2 separate regions of the Homo sapiens genome follow, and region 1 is linked to region 2. A link is a contact called in ENCODE Hi-C or POLR2A ChIA-PET data. All regions are on one chromosome and are shown on one strand. Each heading gives the region's core, a stretch centred on a gene start or an enhancer-like site at or near the end of the contact. The rest is flanking DNA. Distances are from core to core; before and after follow the strand shown. Region 1 has its middle 140 kb from the start of LINC02227. Region 2 holds the start of LINC02227 (long intergenic non-protein coding RNA 2227).

Region 1 (4,893 bases), core at 1,115-3,614, 140 kb after region 2:
TTCCAGGATATTTTGGGTAGATTCATGGCAAAAACTGTTCCATAAGGCGGCCACATGACATTTCCAAATGATATAATAATAGCTATCATCACTGAACACAACCCTGTTCTTTTGTTACATATTGTCTATGGGTGCTTTTGTGTTACAACGGCAGAGTTGACTAATTGCAGCAGAGACCACCAATCCCACACAGCCAAAAATACTTACTATCTGAGCCTTTACAGAGAAAGTTTGCTGACTTCTAATCTACTTTGTTCAGGACAGGGATCACATTGACCCCTTCTATACAAGCAGTGCCCACTACAGTGTGGAGTTAGTGAGGGCCCAATAAGCATGGAGTGGTTGGGTGAGTGGTTGACCCGTGGGTTGGAGAGGAGAATCAGGAGGGCTCATGCCCTCTCTTCCTTGTACAGAGATCCCTTAGAACACATGCAGCACACACACCTCAGATGCTGCCATCTCTTTAAGAGCTGATGTTGGGATTCTCCCTGATTCTTTCCCACTTCCTTCCCCAGTAGTTACTTGACCAGGAACACGTGGATTACATTTCACTTAAAAACACAGAGGGAATTTCAAATTAGCAGGAAACATGTTTGGCAAAAACTAAAATACTTTGCAAACCATCTGGGATGTTCTCTTGTTAGTACTGGAGCTGAGTGCCACTGTCCTCCATGGAGAAATGATTTTTTACAAAATCCACATTAGTTCCAAGACAAAAGGACTCTGCACACTTAAGCAAGACCAACGGGAGTGAATAATGTTGGCCTCACTATGTCTTGAGAAAGGAATTGGCAAGCAATTGTATGTAAAACGAAGGTGGGAGTTCAAGGACATTTTGGAGAGACTCACAGCAAGAACTATTGCATAAGGCGGCCATGTACCATTTCCAAATTATATAATAGTTACCATTACTGAGTATTTCCCATGTTCTAGCACAAGCACCTTACACCTTTACCACAAGTAATCCTCCCAACAACCACATGAAATAGGTCCTATTATTGTCCACATTCCAATTAAAGGAAACTAACAATTAGCTTAAATAATTTTCCCCCAGGCCACACAGCTGGTAAGTGTTAGAGGCAGGGCTCAAACCCAGATCCAGGACTAGCTAACTCCGGGCTCTGTGCCTCCTACCATTATTCTACACTGGACTCCCCATAAGTTTCCCTGTGGCATTAGTTATGTTTCCCATGCCCTTTGAGTACAGCAGTGCTGGGCATACGGTAAGCATGCAATAATTACTTATTTCCTCATTCATGTATTTAAAAATATGTATCAAAACTTACTATATGCTAGGCACCATGACAGGTGATAGGGATTCAATGGTGATGTAAGACTGGTGGACTTAAATTAATTTTTTAAAGGCATCATGGGATTTTGTATCGGCTATCTCTGTATCTAGAAGATGTCAGACTCATGGAAGTTTTGTCCATTTTATTCCCTTTGCTTATCCATTCTTTCTTGTTTACAGAAAGACTTAATTTTCTGTCTCATATCTCTGTCCTTCTTGCCCCACTATTTTTCCCCCTTCTCCAAAAATCCCAGCCCCAAAAACAGTCTACATATTGTGAAAAAGATTTCTCAAACCACAAGGGTGATGTAACTTTAGGCCTGTGTTTTCTCTCTCACACACACAAAATATTGGATATGAGTGAGATTTTAAAAAATTGGTTTTTAAATGTGATGAAAAGAGTGTCCTTTTCACCAGAACAAAACAACCCTTAATGCTGAAGCCTCCTTCCCGATATGGTTGGCTTCCAAATATGAAGAAATCTGTGCATTGGGCCACAGGCTCCAGACAAAGTCTGAGGACAAAGGAAACCTGTGGACTGGAAAGATCATCGATGTTTAGAATGAACTGGAGGCTCCCTCCAGGTTTTGGAGACTGTGGTTAAAGACATGGCCTATATTTCAATGGGCAGCAGCCCAGCAAGGCTCGTTTGTAATCCAGCTGATACGACAGGGTTTTTGCCATGGGAAGTGTTTGCATTTGAGCATTTCTCAGCCAGTCACTAGCCATCAATTACTTAGGAGTCAGATCTTGGCCAGAGGCCCCCGTTCCACAAAGTATGTCATTCTGTATTCACAGAAATGGAGTTTACAGTCCTGCCGCTAAATTAAAACTGGTGCTTCCAAATTAAAAGCAGACAGGACAGATGTGCAGGGAAGAAACGGAGACTCACATCTTTTGTGAATCAGCTAATCCTTGTGCCAGAACTTGAAATCAGCTTTTCCTGTAGAGGCCTCGACTACACCACACCTATGTAAGCTGCATTAAATGAGGTGGAATTAACATTTTACCAGATATTTCCTCTGCTCTGCCATCTGGACAAGGATAAAGAGCTCGGTGAAGCCCAGAATCCCAAAAACTGTGCAACATGAGAACATGGGGCCAGCACCTGAGGGTGGCCACATCTAGCCTGTCCCCTCATTGAGCAATATGAAGTCATGTAGGACACCAGAGGGTGGATGAAAAGCATGTGAACCAAGTATGCTGCTTCTAACGATTAACGGTTCAAGCACAATCTCAAAACTCCAGTGTCTGCACTCCTCTAGGGAAAATGATAAAAAATACGATTTTCACTATTCTGCCTGCTCCGTTAATCACCTCATGATATAAATATTAGCTTTATTTTATAGGGCATTTATGATATTAAATTTGAAAACCTCAAATATGATCTGGCAAATTCATGCTTAAAAACCTTCAGTGGCTTCTCATAGCCCTCACGATTAAGAGCAGCTTCCTTGATTGGGTCACTAAAGCCTGCAGGGTCTGGTTTCCACCTCATGTAACACTACTTCTCTCCTCTACTCTGTGCTGCAGACACATTGACTTTCTTTCCATTTCTCCTGCACACCATATTCTCTTCCACTTCAAGTTGTTCCTTCTGCTGCAAAGCTTTTCCAGCCATCCTCTTTTATAACCTCATTATTAAGAAAAAAATTCACATACACACAATTCACCCACTTAAAGTGGACTATTCAGTGGTTTCAAGCATATTCATAGAGTGGTGCAAGCATCATTACATCTATTTCAAAACGTTTTTATCACCCTTTAAAAAACCCTTTTACCTATAAGCTTTCACTTTCCATTTTCCCTCAACCCTAGGAAATCATTAATCTACTTTGCATCTCTCTTCTGTCTCCTATTGCAGACATTCAAACAAATAGGATTATCCAATATGTCGTATTTTGTTTATGACTTCTTTTACTTATCATAATGTTTTCAAGGTTCATCCATGTTGTACCGTGGATCAGTGTTTTTTTCTTAGTCATCACGTAATATCCTATTGTATGGATATACCACATTTAGTTTATCCATTCACAAGTTGATGGACATTTGAGTTACTTTCATTTTTTGACTATTATGAACAATGCCGCTATGGGCATTCATGTACAAGCTTTTGTATGGATGTATGTGTTTATTTATCTTGGGTTTATACCTAAAGATAGAACTGCTAGGTGATAAGGAAACTATGTTTAACATGTTGAGGCAACCACCATAATTTTAACTAATGTTAACTACCACTCATGCTTTGAGTTTCAACTGAAATGTAACTTCCTCACAAATGCATCCCTGTCCCTTCCACTTCCTCCTAAGGTCTCCTGCTAAATGTCTCTCATACATACTGTACCTTTTCTTCATTGTCTTAGCCTAGTTGGTTGGTATGTATTTAGGTACATAATGATTTTATATATGTCTGTCTCTCCTCTTAGACTATAAGTTAGATGGCCCTTTAGCTCATGGCTATATCCCCAAAACTCTTACTAAGGCACTGTGTCAGCCAGTCTTCAAAATGCCCTCCAAGGATTCCACCTCCTGGCATTCATGCTTTTATGTATACCTTCCCCTGGGTGCAAACTTGTCTCAGTGATGGACAAATAAAATAGGAGCTTGGAGACTAGGTTTTCTCTCTCTCTCTCTCTCTCTCTCTCTCTCTCTCTGTCTCTCTCTCTCCTTGCTTTAGGGGAAACCAGTGGTTAATTCATACTGACACTGTATAGAGAGCCCCATTTGGCAAGAAGCTAAGATCTTTTGCCAATAGCCATGTGAATGAACCATCTTGGAAGTAGTTCCATCAGCCCCAGTCAAGCTTTCAGATGACTGCAGCCAGAGTCCACATATTAATGGCAACCTCTTTAGGGATCCTAAGGCAAAACCATCCAGCTAATTCCTTGAATTCATGACCCATAGGAATTGTGGGATAATAAATGTCTGTTGTTTTAAGTTATTAAATTTCGAGGGTAGTTTGTTATACAGTAATAGAAAATGAGCATAGTTATGCTGCCTGGAACATAATAGAAGCTAAGTAAGTGATGAATGAATAAGTAAAGGAATAAACACCCTAGGCTTCTCAGAAATAAAGAGAGTAAAGGCTACACTTATGAACACTTCCTAGATGTTAACTGTATGGGCTGAATGTTTATGTCCCCTGCCAAATTTATATATTGAAGACCTAACCCCCAATATGATTGTACTTGGAAGTGGAGCCTTTGGGAAGTAAGATGGTTAACATTAAGTCATTATGGTGGGACTTTCATGCAAGGATCAGTGCTCTTATAGGAAGAGGAAGACAGAGATCTCTCTCCCCGATGTGCATGCACTGAAGAAAGACCATGTGAGCACACAGCTGGAACGCAGGTATCTACAGCCGGAAAGCAGACTCTCACCAGGAACCAAATCTGACAGCAGCTTTATCTTGAACTTTCCAGCCTCTAGAACCATGAGAAATAAATGCTGCTTAAATCACCCAGTCTATGGTATTTTGTTATAGCAGTTCAAGGTAATTAATACAGTGTTTATATCAGAATCTCATTTAGTGATCACATCAATCCTCAATGGTACAAACAATGACATGCATTTTACTGGTAAGGAAACTGAGGCCCAAAAAA
Region 2 (4,961 bases), core at 1-2,500:
TGACCTCGTGATCTGCCTGCCTCGGCCTCCCAAAGTGCTGGTATTACAGGTGTGAGCCACCGCGCCCGACTGTCTCTGCCTTTTAATTGCAGTACTTAGCAGTTTATATTTAATATAATTATTAATATGCTTGGGTTTTAAATATGTCCTATATTTTATTTAAGAAAGTCCTATATCTTCTTTGGCCTTTTTCTCTTTTTTCCCACTTTATTTTGTAGTAAACCAGTTTTTTGGGGTTTTTTTTTGTTTGTTTTTAGACATTCTATTTAATCTTCTCTATTCACTTTTTAGCTACATACTTCTACCTCTTTTTTTTTACTTTAATTAGCTTTTAATTTATTTCTCAGTCCTTATTTGCACAAGCAATAGCTTTTGATGTGGTTGATAAATTTCTCTTCCTTGAGAGAATTTCTTCTCTTGAATCCCAGGGCATCGTATGTGCCAGGTTTTCTTTTTCTCTTTCAGACCACTCCTTCTCAATCTCTTTTGCAGAGTCTTTCTGATTCTCTGACTTCTAAATTTTGGGGCCATTCTTTAGTTCAGTCCTTTTTTTCTTTATATACACCTTTTTTTTCTCTTTATATACACTCCCTAGGTTGTATAAAGGTTTTAAATACACTCAAATTTGTATCCCCAGTTTGATACCTCTCCCTGGAACTCAAGACCTGTTTATTCAATTGCATACTTAACATTTCCACTTGGAAGTCTAATAGGCATGTCAAACTCAGTGTGCCAAAACTGAGCTCCTGACATTCACCACCCCTCCCTTCATCTCTACCTCCATGCAGTCTAGATCCTCATTCAGTCTTCCTTATTTTAACTACCAATTTTCCCAATTGCTCAGGCAGAAACCTTGGTATTTTCCTTGACTCCTCTCTTCCTCTCACACCTCACTTCTAACCAATAAGCAATTTCTGTTAATTCTATCCTCAAAATATTCATTCACCCATCTCTCATCACTTCCACTGCCAGCCCAGGCAAAGCCATCATCAGCTCTCACCTGGATATTGCAGGAAACTTCTAACTCACCTCCTGCTTCAGCTTCTGTCCCTTGCAGTCTGCTTTTAGCACAGAAGTCACAGTGATCCTATTAAAACACACTTTAGGCCATGCCAGTCCTCACCTTTAACCCCCAAATTCTCTTCCATCTTACTGAAAATAACAGAATGAAGAGCCCTTTCTGTTATCTTCAGGGTCCTGCATGATCTGGACATATGACTACTTCCCACACACATTTTCACATGGCCTAATATCACATATCACCTTTTCAGAGGGGACTTTCCTGACCACACTCTATGTAAATATCACACTTCTCTCATAATTCATTTTTATCCTACTTTATTTTTTCTCTATAGAACTTTCTATTACCTGAAATTAAATATTTACTTGTTTATTATTTGTCTATCTCCCTAAAATAAAAGCTCTCTGTTGGCACTAGAACATGCCTAGTAAACAAATACTTCGAAAATATTTGCTCAATGCATATCTTTTTTCATCTTTGGTATTTTTTTTCCAACCTGGTAATTTGTTTTTTTATGTATGTCTGTGTGGGGTTTTTTGCTAAATTCTGTTAAATTTTTTTAAAATTTTAATTGTTATGAATACATAATAGTTGTACATATTTATGGGGTGCATGTGATATTTCGATACAAGTATACAATGTATAATGATCAAATCAGGGTAATTGGGGTATCCATCACCTCAAACATTTATCATATTTTTGTGATAGGAATATTTCAATTCCACTCTTCTAGTTATTTTGAAATATAGCATAAATATTGTTAAAAACATTCCAATTCCACTCTTCTAGTTATTTTGAAATGTACCATAAATTATTAACTATAGTTGCCCTTTTGTGCCACTGAACACTAGATCTTATTCTTTCTCCCTGACTGTATTTTTATACCCATTAACTGGGTCTTTACTCCTCCTCAATCCCTGCCACACCCACTGCTCTTCCCAGTCTCTGGTAACCATCATTTTACTCTCCAACTCCATGAGATCAATTTTTTCAGCTCTCACATATGAGTGAGAACATGCAATATTTATTTTTACGTATGTATGTATGTATGTGTGTATTTCAATGAAAATTCTCTTCATCTATACGTTTTTGGAAGACAGTGACCTGACTTAAACATCTTTATTTTCAACATATAGTGTAGACTTCCCCCAAAGGATAGCTTCTCAGACAGTATTTCCTGATCCATTGATTAATGATAGATAAAAGGGGCAGATATTTTTCCAACTTGTTTATTTGTTTGTTTTTATATATATATATGTATGTGTACATATGTTTGCACTTAAACTAGCAAATATTACCTTCTTATCTATAGGCTTTTGGAAGACAACAACCTCACTTAAGTATCCTTTGTTTTCAACACATAGCACAGACTTCCTGGAGACTGTTTTTGTATATGTAATTAAAAAAAACAAAAACAAAACAAAAAAAACCCAGAAGACTAACAGTCTAATTTTGAAAAAAAATCCACAGTCATGTGAATGACAGATGATTTTGGGTATGACTGGGGACTGGAATGGACACAGAGCTCTTTCAATTCTGTCTAACAAAGCCACAGACTAATGTTAAGGAATGTTTGTGTGATCTCTCCAGTGTGGAATCAGTACCCAAACACAGGAGTCTTTACAAAGATCCAAAATAATCATAAAACCATTATAACCACAAGCCCTCTTCAGAGTTATCCCCTCAATAGTGAATGCTGCCTTTTCAAGCCAACTCTTATATTGAGAGAAGGGTTGTAATATCTCCAGCCTGGAAGAAATCCCTATTCCTGTGGCTCATTTACTACATCTCTGTGGTTCTTGGAAGGAAGGATGGAGTGAAAGCCACCCCAGGCAGTTGACTGTGAATTCTAGTCTTAAGCAATGTATGGAGCACTTCAATAAACTTTGGCTATTTAGCCAGCCTTCGTTCCCTAGAGAAATACTGCCCAGCTATCCCCAAGCTCTGGTAGATTGTTTGCCACGGACAACTTATTGATTTATGGTCCTGGGCATTCTTAGAACTCTGCTAAGAGAAGGAAAAGGCATGATCACCTTGTAGGAGCTATGAAGGTAAAGCCTGCCTTCGAATCCTCAGGTAGCATAAGCAAGAGTACCGGGGGGCATAGTGTGCATTTCCTATTCTTACAGGGTGCCGGGCACATAGGGGTCACTCCATCAATAAGGGAGGAGAAAGAATGAAATGAACTGGGAGGATAAAAAGCAAGAGGCTCATTGCTCACTGGATGTCTACTGTCTAATGGGGAGGGAGGGACACAAACTCAGCTGGCTTTAAGTTATAAAGCAGGGTGAGAACTTTCACGTCACTGTGAATTCACACAGTTGTAATTTTTTACTTAACATTCACATGCTCTATATTCTTTCCATAAAGGTACAAACTGTATTTCTCTTAAAATGTCAATACTGCCACATTGAACTGCATAAAGAGCCTGACCTTGGAAGCTCTCCTGAGCAAGAAACTACCTAGGACCCTACCCTAAGCTGGTCTAAGGATATTTCACGTTTGTATTCCCCACAGGGTCTAGATTGAGGTTTGGCACATGTGAATGCTTAGTATTTCCTGCATAAACACCTGACTGAAAAAAAAATATGAAAGAGCTTGATACCAATGGCATCTTTGTTGTGTTCTTAGAATTCATTAGAAAAACAACTTTGCTGAATATGAAATGGAAACTCCAAGTCTTTCCCCGTATTGGTTAGCTTTCTCTCACCAATATGGTGCATGGTGCCAGCATAAAGTGCATCAGACGTGATAGTGGGCTTTCAACATGCCACACAGCAAGGTGAATTTTTCAGAACTCCCAAACCTCCCTTGAAAACACTTCTACGCAGGTCACATCATGATATATTTGCCATTTGTAAAGTGAAATACCATCATGAAAGAGAATATTTAATGCCATAAAGAAAAACCCTACCTTTCCCAGCTTATAAATGTCAGATCACCAATTCCAACTGCATAGGGAAAGAATCATAAAGTAAGATCATAGTCTCCTGCGATTTTTGAATCAAAATGGAAATTAAGAAATGAAGGTTTAATAATCCTTAACGTTTGCTCTTTGGGAAGGCTGCTGTTTGTTGAGAGTGGGGCTGGCCTACATTAGGGGTGGACAGTTGAGAGAAGCTTCCTTTTCATCATCCTGTCCTCACAGTGTGCACTTTTGCAAACTTTGTGGCTCCGGGATTGTACAAATACAATGTTTCCCTGATGGCCTCACAGCATGAGACAAGGCAAAGCATTCGGGGATGGTCCCTATGGTCCTGAGCCCAGTTTTAAGATGTAAGCAAGAATATCAAGGATAAATAAGTGCTTTGGATTGCCCAATTACTTCTACTTTCTCTGGCCTTGTGGCTTTTGATAGTCATGTAAAATTCACTACAAATGGATAGAAATGCCTCTTCTTCAAATGTTCCAGAGGAAAAAAATTCAAAGTTCCTTTAGCTGTATATACCAGGGCATTGGCAGCACTCAGGCACTTTGGAAAGCATGTTGGTGGTAACTACAGGGCGGCCACCCTGTCTGAAAGCATTTTGGTACATTTCATACAATGAATAAATGTTGGACTTCTATTATGTATATTAATTCATACCAAATAGTTAATTCATATGATGATATTATTTATGATGAAATTATTTGTTTCCGGACCTTCTGCCACATGTTTTATAATCTTAATGTGCTTACTCCATAAGCCACATCTCCACTTCTCAATTTTTAGTTGCATTCTTGCTCAAGAGGCACAAATAAGGATGTTCATTTCAGAAATGATTGGACTGGAAAAAAATGTTAGTCAGATTCTAAATGGTCGGTAATAGAGATCTGGTTAAATAAATGTTACGCATAATGTAATAAGAAGGACACTCTCACACATAACAACTATAAACTGTAGACAAAATACAAAAACTACCCAAGGGCTCTAGAGCGTGAACAATAGTTAGCAAATTTG

What was found. Hi-C counts contacts between places; a loop is a spot of excess contacts on that map. ChIA-PET counts read pairs that join two places held with the same protein, here RNA polymerase II (POLR2A). Pooled maps may share reads with other maps.
Region 1: a map with no recorded cell type shows a loop between it and region 2 (2.1-fold over the local background). The contact joins the enhancer-like site here to the promoter of LINC02227 in region 2. A Hi-C loop is called at or near these places in 1 of 168 maps with a recorded cell type or tissue (OCI-LY7), 13 of 37 single-sample maps with no recorded cell type and 9 of 50 pooled maps. POLR2A ChIA-PET finds 5 or more read pairs at or near these places in 1 of 52 experiments (activated CD4-positive, alpha-beta T cell).

Annotation. Positions count from the first base shown.
Region 1 is chr5:158,551,713-158,556,605 of GRCh38, forward strand. No RefSeq gene overlaps it. Among named protein-coding and RNA genes, the nearest start is that of LINC02227, 140 kb to the left of the region's middle. Within about 2 kb of position 2,365, at least 7 of the 41 ENCODE cell types and tissues checked have a DNase peak (open chromatin) inside an H3K27ac peak, as active enhancers do.
Region 2 is chr5:158,408,523-158,413,483 of GRCh38, forward strand. LINC02227 (long intergenic non-protein coding RNA 2227) reads right to left here and starts at 1,251. Exons shown (of 7, transcript NR_109888.1): 1 at 1,124-1,251.